Regions from separate parts of the Homo sapiens genome. Here regions 1, 2 and 4 are each linked to region 3. The links are chromatin loops, found by intact Hi-C in ENCODE. Cell type or tissue: sigmoid colon. All regions are shown on one strand. Region 1 holds the start of H4C12 (H4 clustered histone 12). Region 2 holds the start of ZNF165 (zinc finger protein 165). Region 3 overlaps ZKSCAN3 (zinc finger with KRAB and SCAN domains 3). Region 4 holds the start of ZNF184 (zinc finger protein 184).

Evidence for each region. Peaks named below come from ENCODE experiments on the same cell type or tissue, not always from the same donor. Only the 100,000 strongest peaks of a DNase experiment are listed, where the experiment ranks them.
Region 1: a loop joins it to region 3, with 2.8 times the contacts of the local background. A loop is called at or near these places in 4 of 110 quality-filtered maps.
Region 2: a loop joins it to region 3, with 2.4 times the contacts of the local background. A loop is called at or near these places in 17 of 110 quality-filtered maps.
Region 4: a loop joins it to region 3, with 3 times the contacts of the local background. A loop is called at or near these places in 2 of 110 quality-filtered maps.

The regions. Positions count from the first base shown.
Region 1 is chr6:27,829,209-27,834,208 of GRCh38, forward strand. It overlaps H4C12 (H4 clustered histone 12), which reads right to left and starts at 2,352. Exons shown (of 1, transcript NM_003541.3): 1 at 1,966-2,352. The coding sequence starts at 2,319. The coding sequence ends at 2,008. RefSeq lists enhancers at 1,803-1,912, 1,836-2,661. In sigmoid colon, no CTCF peak of the experiment used is centred here; a DNase peak (open chromatin) is centred at 2,363; H3K4me3 peaks cover 1,562 bases; H3K27ac peaks cover 1,294 bases; H3K27me3 peaks cover 3,173 bases.
Region 2 is chr6:28,078,647-28,083,646 of GRCh38, forward strand. It overlaps ZNF165 (zinc finger protein 165), which reads left to right and starts at 1,922. Exons shown (of 4, transcript NM_001376491.1): 1 at 1,922-2,324. RefSeq lists enhancers at 1,378-1,447, 2,248-2,367. In sigmoid colon, no CTCF peak of the experiment used is centred here; DNase peaks (open chromatin) are centred at 2,255 and 2,495; H3K4me3 peaks cover 2,030 bases; H3K27ac peaks cover 1,738 bases.
Region 3 is chr6:28,353,805-28,358,804 of GRCh38, forward strand. All of the region lies in intron 1 of ZKSCAN3 (zinc finger with KRAB and SCAN domains 3), which reads left to right. It also overlaps a transcript of ZSCAN31 not described here. Among named protein-coding and RNA genes, the nearest start is that of ZKSCAN3, 6.4 kb to the left of the region's middle. RefSeq lists enhancers at 284-783, 2,261-2,330, 2,610-3,514. In sigmoid colon, a CTCF peak has its summit at 2,533 (motif pointing left); DNase peaks (open chromatin) are centred at 527, 2,457 and 2,937; H3K4me3 peaks cover 1,792 bases; H3K27ac peaks cover 2,610 bases.
Region 4 is chr6:27,470,227-27,475,226 of GRCh38, forward strand. ZNF184 (zinc finger protein 184) reads right to left here and starts at 2,879. Exons shown (of 6, transcript NM_001318891.2): 1 at 2,503-2,879; 2 at 2,062-2,207. The coding sequence starts at 2,068. It overlaps LOC105375001 (a long non-coding RNA gene), which reads left to right and starts at 2,898. Exons shown (of 2, transcript XR_926664.4): 1 at 2,898-3,083; 2 at 4,868-5,000. RefSeq lists enhancers at 2,001-2,130, 2,461-2,550, 2,571-2,670, 2,731-2,890. In sigmoid colon, no CTCF peak of the experiment used is centred here; DNase peaks (open chromatin) are centred at 2,235 and 2,895; H3K4me3 peaks cover 2,383 bases; H3K27ac peaks cover 1,492 bases.

The sequences.
Region 1 (5,000 bases), 520 kb before region 3:
TAAGGGTTGTTGTAAGGATTAAATGAGTAGGGCCGGGTGGCTCACGCCTGTAATCTCAGCTTTTGGGGAGGCAGAAGTGGGAGGACAGCTTGAGCCCAGGAGTTGGAGACCTGAAAAAAAAGACAAACAAGTGTAAATGAATTGGTAAATAAAAAACACTTAGAACACTGACAACAGTAAGTGCAGTGTGAAACACTTAGCATTACTTTTATGCCAAATTCATAACCTGTAATTGCATCTGACCATCATCCCTGGGTAAGAGCAATCTTTTTTTTTGTTTTGTTTTGTTTTGTTTGGCGACACTCTGTCACCCAGGCTGGAGGGCAGAGGTGTGATCTCGGCTTACTGGAACCTCTGTGTCCCAGGTTTAAGCGATTCTCAGCCTCAGCCTCTCAAGTAACTGGGATTACAGGTGTGTGCCACCACGCCCGGCTAATTTTTTGTATTCCTAGTAGAGACGGGGTTTCAACACATAGGCCAGAATGGTCTCCAACTCCTGGCCTAAAGCTGTCTGCCAGCCTTGGCCTCCCAAAGTGCTGGGATTACAGGCATGAGCTACTGCATCGGGCCCAGAGAGCAACCTTTTCTAACAGCCACATTTTAGTACTCTAGATTCAGCCAGGAGTTGTGTAATTAAACCTTTGTCTATTATGAAATCATAGGAAATACCTGTGTCAAGTGCATTTTTTCACACAATTTTTGCAAATGGAGACATCTTCATTATTCCTATAGTATCATATGTTTTTAAAGTTTGTACTCACACTTTGGGTGATAAATGAAGGACAAGATCCTTCCCTATCCTTGTGAGGATGACTACAGCATGACTGGATGGGCTTGCTATGATTTTTATCTTTCCCTGTGTTCTCACTACCGTTTTATTAATCTCAGTTCTTTTTCACAGGGTAGCACAGAATTTAACTAGCAGAAAGAGATCCAGCCATGTAGACCAGAGATTTGTCTAAGTGACGGCATGTAAGAATCAGGAAGGAAAGTTTTTTGTTTAAATACCAACAGGTTCCTTCCTTAAAGCAATTATTATTTTTCAAATCTAACCCACAAGGTGATAGTATCCTTAAACCAATTAAATCAGAATCTCGGGTTGGATAACCTCAAATATGACTTATTAGCACTTCCCATTAATCACTGGTCCTTCAGGCCTTTAAGTTTACTTACTAGGAATCTCACTTTTAATACCATCTTATCAACTTCAGTTGTAAATAAGAGAACACTCAAAGGCTGAGGAATTCTCAGCGGTAAAGCTCTGCCCACGTTAAGTAACAAAGGATAAGTTAGTCTTTGTTGTGATCACTTTGTTGTACTGATAAGCTACGTATTTCTACTCAAGGATTCAAATTCTCACCTTTCTCAAGAATTGGGCCAAAACCGATAAACTAAACTTATTTACGGTCCACTGATTAAAGGTTGTTGCATAATAAGTTCTTGCTATGTTCAGCAGTTGGATTCACAGCGCCAGAAACCTATAACTGCTTGACTTTCCTCCCCACTACACTGCGAAAATTGCCCCTTAAATGTAACTAACCCTAAAACCTCAACAGTATCGTGGCCAGGCGTGGTGGCTCACTACTGTAATACCAACATTAGGCATAGGCGAGGGGATTGAGGCCAGGATATCGAAACTAGCCTGGGAAACACACGGAGACCCGGTCTTTGGAAAAATAATTAGCCTTGCGTGGTGGTGGGCGCGAGGTTCCGGCTAATCGGGAGGCTACAGTGAGCCATGATGACACTGCACTACAGTCTGCGCGACGGCCCATGTCAGTAAGCTCTGGAGCACCTGAAACAAGTTGTGTTGGGTATTTTATTTACTGGAGAGCGATTAGTGACTGATGCCTACTTACAGCGACTAGAGACGCATGCTCCGATAGCAGCACAAACTCAGCAGGCGCGAACAAATGGTAAAGAGAAACTGGGCAAACAAGCATCACGGCTCCTCAGCTGAGAAAGTGGGGGCCCTAAAAAGGGCCTTTTGTTGATAGAAAGGGACGCTCAACCACCGAAACCGTAGAGGGTGCGGCCCTGGCGCTTGAGCGCGTAGACCACATCCATGGCGGTGACCGTCTTGCGCTTGGCGTGCTCTGTATAGGTCACGGCGTCCCGGATCACGTTCTCCAGGAACACCTTCAGCACCCCGCGAGTCTCCTCGTAGATGAGGCCGGAGATGCGCTTCACGCCGCCGCGGCGAGCAAGGCGCCGGATGGCCGGCTTGGTGATGCCCTGGATATTGTCGCGCAGTACTTTACGGTGGCGCTTAGCGCCGCCTTTGCCAAGACCCTTCCCGCCTTTGCCGCGGCCAGACATGACGAGCAAGAGGAGTCTCACCCAACGCTTTGTGAGGACTCTGGCCTGAGGCAGCGCCTTTATACGACAGTTGGCGGACCGAACTGAGAACCTGAAAGAAGTCGGCGGGAAGTCCCGCCCCGGTGGGGGAGGGGAAATCTAAAGGGCCAAACCGAAATAGGGGGAAAAAAAAAGCGAGCTTCTTGTTTCCGTGTTCTGAATTTTGTAACGTGCATAGTATTTTGTTACCACGTTATGAGGCTTTAAAAAATTGCTTTTGAACGCAGAAGATATACATCAATACTGTGGGAAATACAAGAAAGGACAAGAAATTAAGAAACTACAATGTTATCCCATCACACAGGCTAGTTAATCATGTATTTTGCAGAGCAGTTGCACATATTTTTCCAAGAAAATGTATACAGTGTTGTATATGGAGTTTTGTAACCTCCTTATATTGATTATAATTTAACCAATTTCTATTAAAGAGATAAAAGTGATGTTTTGGTGTCTATGTTTCTTAGGAATTATCAATAGTTATAATCAGTTCCCCAGCAATTTTTTAATCGGCTGTATTTTAAAAATAATGTTTTCCACATTCAACATAAATGTACTTTTTCTCTATACTTGGGACCAATATTGAAATTTATGATTTTATTACACCAAAATTTAAATTTTATTACATTAATATTTAAAATTGTATTAGAGGTCTCATGATTTGGTACTACGGGTCTCCGCATTATTTCCTTTCCAAATTTCCTAATCTGTTTCACCAAGGTTTCTGGACAACTTTAGAGACCTTTTGTGAAGTTTGAATAAAATCTCTTCGAGATTTTGATAATTGCATTAGCTTTAGGACTTAATTGGAATAGAATTAAAATCCTTAAAACAAGCTCTTATAACTAGAAAATTGGTGTTTGTAGGTTTTGTGTGTGGGGTTTTTTTTTTTTTTTGGAAGGAGTCTCGCTCTGTCGTCAGGCCGGAGGGCAGTGGTGCAATCTCGGCTCACTGCAACCTCCACCTCCCGGGTTCAAGCGATTCTCATGCCTCAACCTCCGGATTAGCGCGGACTACAGGCATGCGCCACCACGCCCAGCTAATTTTTTGTATTTTTAGTAAAGAACAAGTTTCACCATGTTGGACAGGATGCTCTTGATCTCTTGACATCGTGATCCGCCCGCCTCAGCCTCCCAAAGTGCTGGGATTACAGGCGTGAGCCGCTTCGCTTGGACGCTTGTAGGTTTTTAAAAAGACACTTTTATATGACCCAACTAAAGATTTGTTATCAACCATTATGGAGCAACTTTGATTCCGTATATTTGATTTTCTTTCTTATTAATAAATACAGGGTTATACTCTGAATTTTTTTTTTTTTTTTTTTTTTTGTGGAGACGGAGTCTCGCCCTTTCGCTCAGGCTGGAGTGCAATGGCCCAATCTTGGCTCACTGCAACCTCCACCTCCCGGGTTCAAGCGATTCTCCCACCTCAGCCTCCCCTGAGTAGCTGGGATTACAGGCACTCACCACCACGCCCGGCTAATTTTTTTGTATCTTTAGTAGAGACGGGGTTTCACCATGTTGGCCAGGCTAGTCTCCAACTCCCGACCTCGTGATCCATATGCCTCGGCCTCCCAATGTGCTGGGATTACAGGCTTGAGCCACTGCGCTCGGCCACTCTGAAATTATTTTAACATCAATGAAAATTATAAAACTCCTATAACTATTCTAATATAATCTCTTAGTATTCAATTCTTTGTTTAGAAAGTAGTTAAGAGTTGAAACTCTGGAAATAGAAAACTTTGGTTTTAGATTAAATGTTTACCTTTCAGACTCGAGCTGACTTGTTACCGATCAGACACGAGGTGACTTGTTTATTCTTTTTAAATCTTTGCTCATCTACAAAGTTAGAATAGGATAGTGACGGTACTGTTGGGGTGCAGAATGATTCCCCAAAATGTGGTTCTTGGGCATGCTGAGCGCTTTTGAACATTGAAAGGCCTCAGAAATAAGCTTCAGAATCAAAGCCCCTCTAACTTCGTCTTCTTTCCCATACATGCGAAGGGACTCTGACATTTCCTAATCGGACCAAGAAAATTTCTTACCAGAAGTAACAATTGCCTTCTATCCCCTCCCTGTTATTTCATTATTGCAGAAAAGAATACTGAATATGGATTTTTCAAGATAATGTCTGCCTCTCGGTCTCATTTAAATTACCAAGACATACTAGGTGCTGTGGCTCCTCCCACTAATCCCAGCACTGTGGGAGGTCGAGGCAGGTGGATCCCTTGAGCTCAGGAGTTCGAGACCAGCCTGGCCAACATGGCGAATCCCTGTCTCTACAAAATATACAAAAAATTAGCCAGGTGGTGTCACATGCCTGTAATCCCAGCTACTTGGGAGGCTGAGGCAGGAGAATCACTTGAACCTGGGAGGCGGAGGTTGCAGTGAGCCGAGATTGCACCATTGCACTCCAACCTGGGCAACAAGAGTGAAACTCTGTCTGAAAAAAAAAAAAATTAGCCAGTTGTAGTGGTGCATGCCTGTGGTCGCAGCTACTAGGGAGCCTGAGGTAGGAGGATCACTTGAATCCCAGAGGTGGAGGTTGCAGTGAGTGGAGACTGTGCCACTGCACTCCAGCCTGGGTGACAGCCTGGGAGACGGATTAAGACCCCATCTCAAAATAAATAAATAAATTATGAAGAC
Region 2 (5,000 bases), 280 kb before region 3:
CAAAATTTGTGATAGTGTTTCCTCGGATGAGAGGTAGTATAGAGAGGGACTAGAAAAAGAGTAGTATTAAATCTAAGTTGTTGTCAATCTACAGTTCTTATAGACTAGGTAATGGATTAAAAAATGTTCACACTTTAAGGCCATGCATGGACCAATGACAGCCAGTGGTTTTAATTAATACCATTTTGAATATCTGAGTTCCACTGGGGTAAGGGGATGAATCAAACAAGGCCTCAGAAGAAAAGTTGTCTGGGAATGCAGGAAGGTTTTGCAGAGGAGATGAAGTTTCAGTTGCAACCCTGCTGCGTGGGCTTCAATTTCACCACCTGAGATTTAAATAGAGGCAGGAGTCACTCAGGCTAGAATGCAGTGGTGCAATCACAGCTCACTATTGCAGCCACCACCTCCTGGGCTCAGGCGATCCTCCCACCTCAGCCTCCCGAGTAGCTGGGAGTACAAGTGCATTCCACAACCCCCGACTAATTTTTTTTTTTTTTAATTTTTGTAGAGACGAGGTCCCAACTATGTTGCCCAGGCTGGTCTCGAACTCCTGAGTTCAATTAATCCTCCTGCCTTTGCCTCCCAAAGCGGGGAATTAGAAAAGTGAGCCAACACGCCCGGCCCACTAGTGTTAAAAAATAAAAACAAAAGCAATAATCTGACAGATAGAGCCAGGGAGGGCTATGAAGAGACACTTCTCAGGCTTGTATGCCTCATAAGAAAACTATCACATATGACTGCAAAACCCATCTTACACCAAAAATACCTCTGCAAGGACATCCGCCCAGCAACTGTTTGTCTAACCTCAGACTGGTGTCATCCTCGTTACCGATCTTTGTAGTCAAGAATAATGATTTCAAAACAATTAAATAATCCTCCCCATTCTTCCTTTAAAAACCTTTGTCTTCCTTTACCTCCCTGAATAGAAACATAGTTTACTCTGGCACGTCTATTCTTATTGCAATTTCCTATTCCCGAATAAACTTTTTTTTTTTTTTTTGAGATGGATCCTTGCTCTGTCGCCCAGGCTGGAGTGCAGTGGCGTGATCTCAGCTCACTGCAACCTTCACCTCCTGGGTTCAAGCGATTCTTCTGTCTTAGCCTCCCAAGTAGCTGGGACTACAGGCGCCCACCACCACACCCAGCTAATTTTTATATTTTTAGTACAGACGGGGTTTCACCATGTTGGCCAGGCTGGCCTTGAACTCCTTGTTAAATACAGTGAGTTCTAAATTTCTCTTCAAAGAATCAGTATGTCAGTATGTTCAATTCTTTGTTCTCCATTTTAAACTTTAACTTCCTCATTTTCCTCGTCTCCTTGCCTCTAGTTTCAGTAAACAACCTTTTCCACCAGTTCTAATCAGTAGTTCACATCTGTTCCCCTGGTGACCTGCTCCGTCCTGAGTCACCCCTGGTCACCTGCTCTGACCTGAGTCACCTTTAGTCACCTGTTCCGTAACCGTCCTTCCCACTGAAACTGCTCACCCTACCACTCCGGCTCATACCCCTGCTCTCTTTAAAATAGCCAATCGGAATTAACTTAGACTGTGCGGTCCAACCCTAGCCAGTAGGGGAACGACACAGCACTAGGGACTACCTGCGTCAGGGATAAGAACCCCTTCCCCTCCCTTGTTCAGGTGTGCTCTCGCCATTGCTCCATCCGTGAGACGCACCCTTCTATAGAAGTAAATTGCTTTGCTGAGAAAATGTGTGCTCGAGTGTGTATCTTTTTCTTCTTCTTCTTTTTCTGAGACTGAGTCTCACTCTGTCACCCAAGCTGGAGTGCAGTGGCGCGGTCTCGGCTCACTGCAAGCTCCGCCTCCCGGGTTCAAGCGATTCTCCTGCCTCAGCCTCCCGAGCACCTGGAACTACAGGCGCGTGCCACCACGCCCGGCAATTTTTTTTTTTTTTTTTTTTTTTGTATTTTTAGTAGACACAGGGTGTCACCGCGTAAACCAGGATAGTCTCGATCTCCTGACCTCGTGATCCGCCCGTCTCGGCCTCCCAAAGTGCTGGGACTGCAGGCGTGAGCCACCGCGCCCGGCCAACGTCATTTTCTTTTCAGGAGTCCCTTCTGTTATTTAGCAAGACACACTACTACAATGGAGAAAAAAGATGCCCCCTCCTTCAAGCCCTGAGATCTTCAGGACTTTGGCGAAAAGTCTGCGCCCGAAGAGACCCAGGAAGGATTCTTGGAATTGTAGTCCAAAGGCATCCCGCCTTCTGCGCAGACTCACAAGTCCCTGTGGACGGAATTCTTGAAGTGTAGCGCCGCTCAGTCCTTCCACCGGAAGTGTCCGATCGGAATCAGCCCTGTCCGAGAGGTGAGTCCGGGTTTGGGGATCCAGATGTCCAGCCCCGTGTCCCCCTCCAAACATCCAGTCCCTCTCATATTGCCTTTGAAATTAGCAGCCTCTGGGTGACCAGACCTTGGCCCTCAGAGGAATCCCGGAGAAAGGTAGAACCAGCTTCGGCGTTGGGAACGCAGGCGCGCTTACGCATTTAGTGAGGGTTTGGCGGTCTCCATAGTTACCGCCGCCGCGCGTGACGTCATAGTGGAGCGCTGAGGGCTTGGTGGCGTGGGGTGGGGGCTGTCCTACTGATCCTGAATTTGGGGTCACTGGTAAGAGGAGTTGCCCATTCCAGCCAGGTGGAACGGGGAGGGGTGCCACATGTCTCAGATCTGCCATTGTCTGCGAAAAGAAACTGCTGCGAGGACCATCCCCAATCCCCTGCTTCCCTTGGGAAGAGTAACCGCCGTTTTGTAGGACACTTGGGGACAACCCCGCTTGTCCTGAAATTTATTGACACGGTAAATAGTATTTCCTGTGTGCCGAGGATGCAGTTAAACCAACACTGACCCCCTGCCCTTGAGAAACACAAGGTACTATGGGAGCCTTTACCAGCATGCCCCTTGAAGTCTCTGTTCTGCTTTGTGGTCTCTACCGGATTTCCCCTGACTGTCTCCCTCTCCACCAACAAAACTCTCACCCGTCTTCCCCTCCCGCAACATGCCCACCAAGACATGTTCATCCATCAGGAGCCCTGCTCTTTAACCTCCAACTTTCTCATCATAATTAATTACTCGTTCCTCTCTGTTCTCCTAGCGTTTCTTCACACATCTGCTTACCCATTTTTGTAAGTCCTCCTAACACAATATTATAAGGCACTAGATGCTCAATCAATATTTATTAGTTTAAAGCTACCAGCTTTAGGGGGACTCGGTTTTAAATAGATGAGAAGTGATAAAACACCTGGAGATAGTACTGTCAGCTGAGATAACATGTCATAGAACCAGCTGCTCAGCATAATTGAAATTTCATTCGGATTATATGGGCCTACTTTACACCCATCTTACTATGGTAAATGAGATCATGCTCATTAAGCATTAGGACACTACTTGGTTAGCGCATCTAGGAAACATAACCAGAAATATCAAAGAAATGGCCCAGTAAAATATAAGGGATTGAGACTCTCTGGTTAATATACCATGGAACTAACCCCCCTTTTTTTTCTTTATCATTGATAAATTTTGTTCTTACTTATACTCAAATTGTTTGTTTTCCAAGGTTCAGTCTGAACCTAGTGATATTTATTTCATACTCTTGGAGAATTAATACTGTTACATATCTTCAACTACCCTTTTCATGAATCTTGTCTGCCAAGACAAGCTCGGTCATGGAGACCCTAACCCAGTGGCGCTAGAGGAATTAAAGACACACACAGAAATATAGAGTGTGGAGTGGGAAATGAGGGGTCTCACAGCCTTCAGAGCTGAGAGCCTTGAACAGAGATTTACCCACTTATTTATTGACAGCAAGCCAGTGATAAGATTTACTGAAAGTATTCCTTACGGGAAATAAAGGGATGGGCCGAAATAAAGGGATGGGCTCTGGCTAGTTATCTGCAGCATGAACATGTCCTTAAGGCACAGATCGCTCATGCTATTGTTTTCTGCCCTGGGTGGGCCAGGTGTTCCTTGCCCTCATTCCAGTAAACTGACAACCTTCCAGCGTGGGCGTCAAGGCCATCATGAGCATGTCACAGTGCTGCAGAGATTTTGTTCATGGCCAGTTTTGGGGCCAGTTTATGGCCAGATTTGGGGGCCTGTTCCCAACACTTGTCAAAATCTGTCTTCCCATTCCAAATTCTTTTCCATTATTGAAATATCATTGTTTCTGTTGGAAATATTTTTCCAAGTAGATGTCTTATTATCATCTTAAATACAGATCATCCAAAACAGAAGTCATCTGAAACTTTCCTAATTTTTCCTTTCAATCATAAATATGAAGCCTTAAGAACAATTAATAATGCATGATCCTTAACCTCATGGAACATCAATCAGTTGATAAAAAAACAGCCAAACAACTAAAAATAATACAAGGACTTATATATTCATATGTGTATGTGTTAGGAATTGTAAGAACTCAGACTAGAGTTGAGCAATTTCTTAACAGAGGCAGTAGAATTCTTAGTCACTCCAGCCATCACACCCTGCAAGTTGATCTCACCATCAGTCTGCTGCTCATTCCTACTTCCTCTACTCTGTTCCTTTCCTTTCTGAATCTTTCTCATCCTTTATTGTCCAATTTAAGCCCCATGTTAAATACAGTGAGTTCTAAATTTCTCTTCAAAGAATCAGTATGTCAGTATGTTCAGTTCTTTGTTCTCCACTTTAAAGTTTAACCTCATCTCCTTGCCCCTAGTTTCAGTAAACAACCTTTTCCACCAGTTCCAATCAGTAGTTCACATCTATTCCCCTGGTCACCTGCTCTGTCCTGAGTCACCCCTGGTCATCTGCTCTGACCTGCATCACCTTTAATCGCCTGTTCTGTAACCGTCCTTCCCACTGAAACTGCTCACCCCGCCACTGTGGTTCATACCCCTGCTTTCTTTAAAACAGCCAGTTGGAATTAGCTTAGACTATGCAGTCCAACCCTAGCCAATAGGGGAACGACATAGCAGTAGGGACTACCTGCGTCAGAGATAAGAACCCCTTC
Region 3 (5,000 bases):
TTAAAAAAAGAAAGACCAGTGAATTATACTATTAGCCAACATGTATATGGTACTTACCACTGTCATGCCAAGTGTCAGGTTCCAGCCCATACTGAGGTCCGAGGGGAGTTGTTGGATGGGTGGCAGGTAGTTGAAAGAACACTCGGGGCTGTAGGCAGGTAAAATATGATTTTATTCAGCAGCAGCTGCTGCAGCTCTCACACTGTCTGCCTCTGTCTCGGCTGCCTCCTCCGACCGCAGCCCTTCTCAGCAAACGGCTCTGTGGCTCCTGCCGCTCCCACACTTACAGCTGTACTCCTTGGCATGCTTGTTAATTCCTGGCTCACCTCTGTCTGTCTGCAAGATGGCCAGTTCTCTCTTACAGGGTCAGCAGTTTTTCTCTCTCTCTCTGGGCACAAGTCCTATGTACAGTGTCAGCAGGGCAATTATACCATTTACAGACAATAGTGGCTGTAAGCCAAGTATGAGCTTACACAAACAGGTTATATAACAAGTGGAGTGGTGCGCCTGCGTTCCAAACTCGCTGAGTCACGCTGGCCTGCATATCTGCCTCGGCCTATTCTTGACCAAAGCACATCCATTTACCTTACACTCCACCCCCTTGGCCGAGGGAGACATAGGTTTTTGGGTACACAGGCCCAATATATAGGTTTGGCACACAGGCCTGACATATAAACTTTGGGCACCCAGGGCTGATACACACAGGCTTGACACATAAGTCTGACACATAGGCTCTGGGCACACAGGCCCAATGTATACATAGAGGCTTGACACATAAGCCTGACACATAAGCTCTGGGCACTTGGGCCACAGTAATACAGGGAGCAATAATTTCAGGTTATAGTGAGCAATCACTACATGGTGATGTTACCCCAATGTTGCTTTATATATTAATCCAGGGTTTTTGCTTCCCTACCTTTAGGGTGTTGGGGCGGGCAACAACAGGTTACTGTTTGTCCCCATACCTGGTTGGAGGAAGTCATCCTTTCTCTCATAGATCTGGCCACATGGCCTGGCCCTACATGGGTCGGTGACTAGCCACTTCTGTAACTTCTAGGTAGTTAGCCACAAGGTTAAGCCTTGATAAACTGCCCAGCTATCAGTGCAGATTACGTGTCACCTTCTTGGTGATCACCATTTACATTGCCCTGAGTTCAGTTTATTAGCTACTTTGTCCACACCTGGTATCAAACCATAGGGTGTTGGTACTAGGCTGGGCTGCAACAGCAGTCCAGGTAGCAGTAGCACCCTGGCTAGACCTATCTGTGTACCATGCCCCATTGGGAATGCGGGAATGCCCTTCCTTAAAAGGTGAAGGCTCAGGATCTAGGGGTGCCTCAGGTCCCATAACCTTATCTTGCATTAGGACTGTAGGTCCTAAGACTTCCTGTAATTGTGCTTCTAAGGGACTTGAGTTAGCATACTTTGCTGTTCCAAGTAGGCTTAAGCACCCCACTTTACAAAAGTGGATGTCTGTGCCATCCCAGTGTGTGGGTTGTTACCCATGAGCATACCCACCCTGCTATTGGGTAAGTCATGCGCGCGACGACTGTAGCCCATCCTGCCAGGCTGTCACGAGTCTAAAGGGCAGCATATGCAGTTAGTAACTGCTTCTCTGTCGAGGAATACTGGAGCTCAGCTCCCTTCCAAAGTTGGGACCAAAAGTCTACTGGCATTCTAAAGAGCTCTGTGTGATGCCATAAGCCCCAGTCAAAACTATCTGGTCACATGCACATCAAGTTTAAATGGGTGCCCCGATCAGCTACCCATAGGGCTTGTGCCTGCTGAATAGCCTGTTTGGCTGCCAGGAAGGTGGTTTCAGCCGCATCATCCCAATTCCAGGCAAGAGGCTGCGTTGCTGCTTCTAAATCTGCAAGAGAATCAGAGGTTAATATAACATCATTAATAAGATCATGACATATGTTGGGGCTATGCATATATCCCTGCAGCAATACTGTGAAAGTCCATTGTCACCCTCCCACGAAGGCAAAGTGTTCCTGGCTCTCTGGAGCAATGTCGATTAAGAGGAATGCATTGGCCAAGTCCACCACACAGTGGCACCATCCCAGTTCTGTTGTCAAGTGGCCTATCAAATCCATGATAGACGGCACAGCTGCCAAGCCGTGCAAAACATCCACCCACAGCCTGTCCTCAGGCATGGGAGAGACATCCACAGTGCATAAGCAGGGAGCTAAGCGGCCGATGCCGAGGTCCAAAGATACAGGTTTCACTTTCACTGACCAGCTTTCATAACCGTCAATAAATGCAGCTCTGCCCGGAAACTTATTCAGGTTTAGGGACCAGTGGCTTGCCGAGTCCACATATTGCCTTTGGTTGTCCGGTGTCCCCCCAAGCCTGGCACCTGGGTCAGTTCCCAATCAAACAGGAAAGACTTTACATTTCTGCCTGACTGCAGCAGGTAATCTTTGAGCTGGAACGCTCCGGCGGGACCTAGTTGCCCAGCAATGTCCTTTTCCCGAATGACTTGCACTAAGTCTATATACAACTGCCATCTACTGACAGTTTCTGGTATTTCACCGGCATCAGACCACACTGTAATTAAAGAAGCCAGCTTTTCCATCTCAGAGGGGGAGCAGGAAATGGATCAGCTCCTTTGTCCCGGAGAGACAGAATTCAGGCAGGGAGTCTCCCCCAAATGCTGCTGGCACTGCTTGCCTAACTCCCACAACTCAGTGGGGGGTACAAGCACTATAAGAAGTGTGCTTCACTATGGTAGGGGGTCTCTAGGCCCACCCTTGGGGCCCAGTGGCTGTTCATGCTCTATTTTCTGGCAGACCACTGGGTGAGCCTGTAATGGAGGTTCGTCCTCCTCCCTGCACTGCGTCCAGCAGGGACTGGGCATGCCCTTCCAGCAGCACAGTCACAAATGCCCATCTGACTCTGTTGGCAAAGGCACACTCCTTCTCGGTCCTGTGCATTTCCAGGTGCTTCAGCACCTTCTCCACACTCGTGGAGGGCCTGTCCACTGCCGCCCATGTTTCCACCAGAGCCCATCCTTGCAGCACGGCTGCCACTGGGTGCCACAGCTCATGCTGTGGCTGCATAGCCGCTCCGGGAGCCTGGGGGCTGAAGACCCACTCACCTCATCTTGCTCACTATGCCAAATGTCAGGTTAGAGCCCCAGCTGAGGTCCAAGGGGAGTGGGTGGATGGGGGGCAGGGAGCTGGAAGAACACTCGAGAGACAGCAGGTAGATGGGACATGGCTTTACTCAGCAGCTCTTTCACAGTGTCAGTGCCACATTTATACACCTCACAAACAGTAGTATCTTAGAGCCAGGTGATGAGCCTCCCCAGATTATGGCTACATAACTGTGATTATATAATGCACGGAATTGTGTGCGTGCGCTCCAATCCTGCTGAGTCATGCAGGATGTTTACCTCGGCCTATGCCTGCTTCGCTGCAGCACAGCCATGTTCCTTACAACCACACACCAGGCACTGTTCTAAGAGTTTTATACACTCACTTACTTAATGCTTACAATGGCCCTATCTGCTATCACTATCCCTATTACAGATAAGGAGAGGGAGGCACAGAGCTAGTAGGTAGTAAAGCCAGGATTTTGACGACCTCAGGAAACCTGGCTTCAGAACACTTAACCAGATTATGATGGGAGCTGAGAAGAACCAGGAAGGAGGAAAGCAGGAGAAAGCAAGATCCTTGAAGTAAGGACAAGTGAGTTTTTGGAAGTGGACAGTATCCTCAGCCCAGTTGCCTGAGAAGAGGCCATGGAAAATGGGAATTGAGGGAAGCACCTTTGGTTCCTTCTGCATGCGAAATCTTAGTGGTCTTGGCAGTTGCAGCCTACAGTGTGTGGAAGGCTTAGTGGGAGGTGAGGACTAGAATCAGGGACTAAGGACTTTCTTTCAAGAAGTTCAGTCTTGAAGGGGAAGAAAGAAAGTGGCAGATTGAGGAGGTGGCAAAGACCAGGGGCAGCCTATGCTCTCTCCAGGGGAAGGGCTTGGTGATGTTTTCGGCTGCCTTGATGTTTCTGAGAGAAACTGAAGGGCCTTCAGCCCAAAGATCCGAAGAGCCTGCAGAAATCCTTCTTTCAGCTGAATTTTAATGTGAATGTTATGCCAGTTTTTTGGGCAAGCCTCACTTCAGATATAATTGAGGGTCTCACTAGCAGGCAGCCAAGGTTTAATTCAGTTCTATTTCTTTTGGTCCAGGGCCTTCTGTCTTTTCTTTCTTCTTCCCCTTACTACAGTACCTTGACCACAGATAAGACCTGGTACAGCCATCCTTCACTATCTGTGGGGGATTCATTCCGGGATCCCCAATGATACCAAAATTTGTGGATGCTCAAGTCTTACATAAAATGGCATATAGTATTTTCCTATAACCTACACACATCCTCCTGTATGTTTTTTTTAAGAGATGGAGTCTCTGCACTGTTGCCTAGGCTGGAGTACAGAGGCACAATCATAGCTTACTGCATCCTTGAACTCCTGGGCTCAGGTGATCCTCCTGCCTCTTCCTCCTGAGTAGCTGGGACTGCAGTAGTGCGGCACCAGGCTCAACTTCTCTTGTACACTTTAAATCATCTCTAGATTACTTATAAACCAAATACAATGTAAATGTTTTGTAAACACTTTTTATATTGTATTTTTATTTGTATTTTTTAATTGTTGTTTTTGTTATTTTTTTTTCCCAGATATTTTCCAGCTGTGGTTGGTTGAATCTCTCAATGCAGAACCCACAGATATAGAATCAACTGTATTAGTTTTCTATTGCTGTATAACATTTACCTCAAATTTATCAGCTTAAAACAAAATCTGGGCTGCGCGCAGTGGCTCATGTGTTTAATCCCAGCACTTTGGGAGGCCGAGGCAGATCTTTTGAGGTCAGGAGTTCGAGATCAGCCTGGCCAACATGGTGAAACCCCAGCTCTACTAAAAATACAAAAATTAGCTGGGCATGGTGGTGCACACCTATAATCCCAGCTTCTTGGGAGGCTGAGGCAGAAGAATCTTTTGA
Region 4 (5,000 bases), 880 kb before region 3:
CCTGAGTGTGAAACCTGATAGAAATTGTAGATAAATCGAAAGAAAGAAAGAAAAAAAAAAACAAAAGTAGCACCATGCTGGCAACAGTGTGCCATAGACAGCTTAGGCAGGTGGGGGTGATGAATAATATGGAGAAAAGCAGTTTCAACTGTTTGGCTAAGTATGTAAGTTTCATTTTGTAAAAAATGTATTAATCAAGAAATTCTTAATTTATATTAATGGTGTCATGCCTCAGAAAGTAGAGGAAGCAATAAAGGGAACTATTATGCTCAACTTGATCTTGACCAGTAAAGAAAAACTGTTTTGTAACAGAAGTCTTAAGAAAAAAATGAAGATATTATCTTGGAAGCTCTTAACAGTGAAAGAAAATGTTCTAAATGCACAGACAGGTACCTAAGACTTTAGGAAAACAGAATCAAGAGAAATGTCTCAGGTAAGATGCTTTTTATTCCAAATAACAGCAACCAACAGAACCAAAAACAGCAACAGTTACAGAAACCAACTGTGTGCTTGGCACATAGTAAATGCTCAGTATGTGCTACAAAAGTTATGATTACAAGGAACAGAGGCTCAGTAAAGTTAATCCTAATGATAAAATTGTGAGAAATCCACAAAATAAAGAAAATACAAAGGCTTTTAATGAAACTACTTTGGCTGATTTAATTCTGAGAAACTTAGAATATATATATAAAAAAATCCACTGTAAAAAAGACTTGAAGTACAAAAAATTGAAGAAAAGTATGGACCAAACCTACATTATTCACATGACTAATATGAATAATGTTAAGACTTCTAATGATATTATCTTTAACAAAGGCAAAAAAAGGACTGCATGATAATAGTTAGGTCAAACCAAACTTGATTGCACAGCCATACCTAAAGAATGTAAAGACAACACCAATGCAGAGAGAACTCCATAGGGACATGTCATAAGCCTCTATCCTTACCCTGATCTGTTCAATGACAGGTAGGAAGAAATAGAAGGAATATTCATCAAATCCGCTAGTGGCATTAAGTTAGAAAGGACAGTTAAGGCACTGAATAACTAAATTAGGATTCATAATCATTCTGAAAGCCTAAAACATGTGACCAAAAAATTGAACAGTCATAAATGTAAGTCATGACATTAAGGATAATAATAATTCCATTACACAAAAATGGTGTAAATCTAGATCACTGCAGTTTATGTAAAAAAGATCTAAAGTTTACAGTACATCACTGATAGTTTTTAAAGCAAATGTGATCTAATGCCAAACAGCGGAAGTATAATCCGAGTCAAAGGAAGTAGTACATTATCCTCTCAGGTACTTTTCAAAGCACATCCAAAGAGCTATGTTTACCATTAGGCACTGCATTTTAAGAAAAATGCTGACAAGCAGGAGAGTTTTCAGAGAAAGGTCTAGATACATCACATAGACCAATCAAAAGAAGTGAGGCTATATTGCTTAGAAAAGAATTTATGAGGAGGAGTTGTAACAGCTGAATTCACATATCTTAAGGGCAGCAGTGTGAAAGAAAGAACAGACAGTTTCCTTTTCTTTGGAGGACTAAGAACTAAGATCAACACAAAAGTTACAGGGACAAGTACATCTGTTTAATATAAGAAACTAAAAAAGAAAGCCAACAAGGGAATAGTCTGCACCCAAAATGGCGAGTTTAATGCCACACTAGTTCGGGCATAGGGTTGACAGACAGCCGTCTGCCAAGGAGATTTCAAAACTGACTCTTTCATTGAAGGGATAATTGCCAAGATGTCTTCTGACTTCAAGATTATAATTTTAATATTTAATATTCAGAAGTCATGTGGGGATCACAGATATTCTGAATGATTATGTCTTTTCATTCCCCAATGGAACGAAAGAAAAAAATAAACTCCTCTCCCAAGTATCTCTCTATAAAACAGAATCTCTCCCTACAATGTAATTCGGTTTCTTTGCTAATCCCTAAGCATACCGTTCCTTCCTTCCAAATCTCCTGCTCTGATCTCAAGTATTTGATACTCCAGTCATGACTGTTCTCAAGCCTCCATCACCCCGCTCTCCCCCAAGTCGACCCCACTACCTTCCATCTCAGGAGCTCATCCCGTTCCTCTGGAACTTGAACACCAGGGTTCGCCAGGCAGCGTTCCTTCAGCTGGTATCTCGGTCTAGGACTCAGATGTCTAACTCCCCTTGCAGGGAATCTGCAACACGCTGAGGTTGTCTACCCTAAAAGACACAGGATGGCGTCAGCAGCATACGTCACACAATCACACATCAGAGTCTTGCAAAGTGACCAAGAGGTGCTACACAAGAGAAGTGCCCCAAGAGAGCACTAGAGAGGTGTGTGGCACTCCGATGAACAAAACAGAGTGGAGATCGGGTACGCGGGTTCTGCTTCAGATCCAAAAAACCCTTGGTGCCCACCCTAGAATCTGGCCGGGGCATCCACAGACCTGGTGTGTTCCCTCTGTGCACACTTGTGACTCACACCCCTGCGAGCTCGGATAACACGAAGACACACCTGTTGCAGAGCGTTAAAGCTGGAAGGTGGACAAACAGGGCGGGGCCCGGCACCCGACTTCCCCTTAGGCCAGAACAAAAGAACAAAGCCCTCCAAGGGATCAGGGCGGGACCGCCCCGCACAGAAGGAGGCGAGGTGCGCCCCCTTCGAGGACTCCCCAGCTTTCTCCTGCAGAGGCCTCTAAGCGCGAAATCAGAAGGGTGACGTCACGAGTCCGGAGGGCTGGCTGTTGCCATGGTGATACCTGAGCTCCCCTCCCCCTATAGCGATCCACACACTCTGATCCCGGGTCCGGAAGCGCATTGACCGCCACCAGACCTAACGCAGGGAGCCGAAGCAACTGGACTTCCAGCGCGCCAACCTCTTTCCACGCCTACAACCGGCTTCAACGGTCACTTCCGGTCGTTACGAGCGAGCCCCGCCCCGCACGCCGGCGCCGGGCGGGCACACTGGACCAGCGTTCCCAGAACACTCCGCGAAGGTGTTCCTGAACTTCATTTCCCAGAGGCTTTAGCTAACGTGTACTTTCGCCCTGCGATGGGCCGCACATTTTCGCCGCCAGTCTTTTGCTCCTGTTTCAGGTATGCGTGTGCATTGTAAACTTGTCTGACTGAACTGATTATAAGAAATGCACGTCTACTGACCGAGCGCAGTGGCTCACGTCTGTAATCTGAGCACTTTGGGAGGCCGAGGTGGGTGGATCACTAGGTCAGGAGTTCGAGACTCAGCCTGGCCAATATGGTGACACCCCGTCTCTACTAAAAATACAAAAATTAGCCGGGCGTGGTGGCGCGCGCCTGTAGCTACTCAGGAGGCAGAGGCAGAAGAATCGCTTGAACCCGGGAGGAAGAGGTTGCAGTCAGCCGAGATCGCGCCACTGCACTCCAGCCTGGGCGGCAGAGCGAGACTCCGTCTCAAAAAAACAAAACAACAAAAAAAAAAAAAAGAAAGAAAGAAAAGAAAAAAAAGAAATACACGTCTACACACAGTTTTAAAACGCAAACAATCGTTACCTTTATTACATGTTCTACCTTCTATTTTCTGTTCTACTCTTTTGTCGTTTTGAAAATACTGGTAGTTACCCATTAAAATTGTTTTCACGACTCTCAAATGAGTGGCGACCAACTTTTTTTTTTTTTTTTTTTTTTTTGAGACGGAATCTAGCTCTGTTGCTCAGGCTGGAGTGCAATGGCGCGATCTCGGCTCGCTGCAACCTCCACCTCCCGGGTTCAAGCGATTCTCCTGCCTCAGCCTCCCGAGTAGCTGGGATTACAGGCATGCACCACCATCCCCGGCTAATTTTTGTATTTTTAGTAGAGACGAGGGGGTCACCATGTTGGCCAGGCTGGTCTCGAACTCCTGACCTCAAGTGATCCGCCCGCCTCGGCCTCCCAAAGTGCTGGGATTGCAGGCGTGAGCCACTGCGCCCGGCCCCAACATGTTTTTCTAATGCTTAAGGAAACCCGGAGATAATATTCCCATGTTTTGCCACTTAGTAAAGCATTTTATATGCCTGTGTCAGCGAGCACATAGCTGCAAGTGTAGCCCATGGCCAGTCTGTCACTGTGTCCTTGGCAGAAAAAAAGAATCCAACAAATCGGTAGGTTTTTATATTTAAGACATGGCACTTGCATTTTATTATGCTGGCGTGCATCCCCAGCATTTGGATAAGGGGCCAAGGTCAAGTCTCTCAGACTGTTGGCTGACAAACATTAAACCTGGAAATCCTAACAGAGTGTATGAAAAACAATTACAGTCAAGGGAACATGATAGAGAAAGCTTCGGTCATCTTAGAGAATGCATATATTGCCATGAAGAGAACATTGGTTTAAAAAAAAATGTTCAAGAGAATGAAAAGACAAGTCACAGACTGGGAGAAAATACTTGCAAAGTACATATCTGATAAAGAACTGATATCCAAAATATATAAGAACTCTTAAAACTCAACAATAAGGAGACAAACCGATTAAAAAAATAGGCCAAAGACCCTAACAGATGTCACCAAAGAAGATATGCAGATGGAAAATAAGCATATGAAAAGATGCTCCACATATGTCCTCAGTGAAATGCAAATTAAAACAATGGGATGCCACTATACACCTGTCAAAATGGCCAAAATCCAGAACCCTGACAATACCAAATGCTGACAAGGATGTGGAGCACAGGAACTTTCATTCATTGCTGGTGGGAATGCAAAATATTAGAGTTACGTTGGAGGACAGTTTGACAATTTCTTACAAAACTAAACATACTCTTACCATATGATCTAGTAATTGTGTTCCTTGGTATTTATGCAAAGGAGTTGAAAATGTATGTCCACACAAAACGTGCCCAAGAATGTTTATAGCAGCTTTGTTCATGATAGGCAAAACTTGGAAGCAGCCAGATGTCCTTCAGTACATGAATGAATACATAAACTATGGTACATTCAGACAATGGAACATTCAGTAAGGAAAAGAAATGAGCTATCAAGCTACCAAAAAGGAAGAACAGAAGAA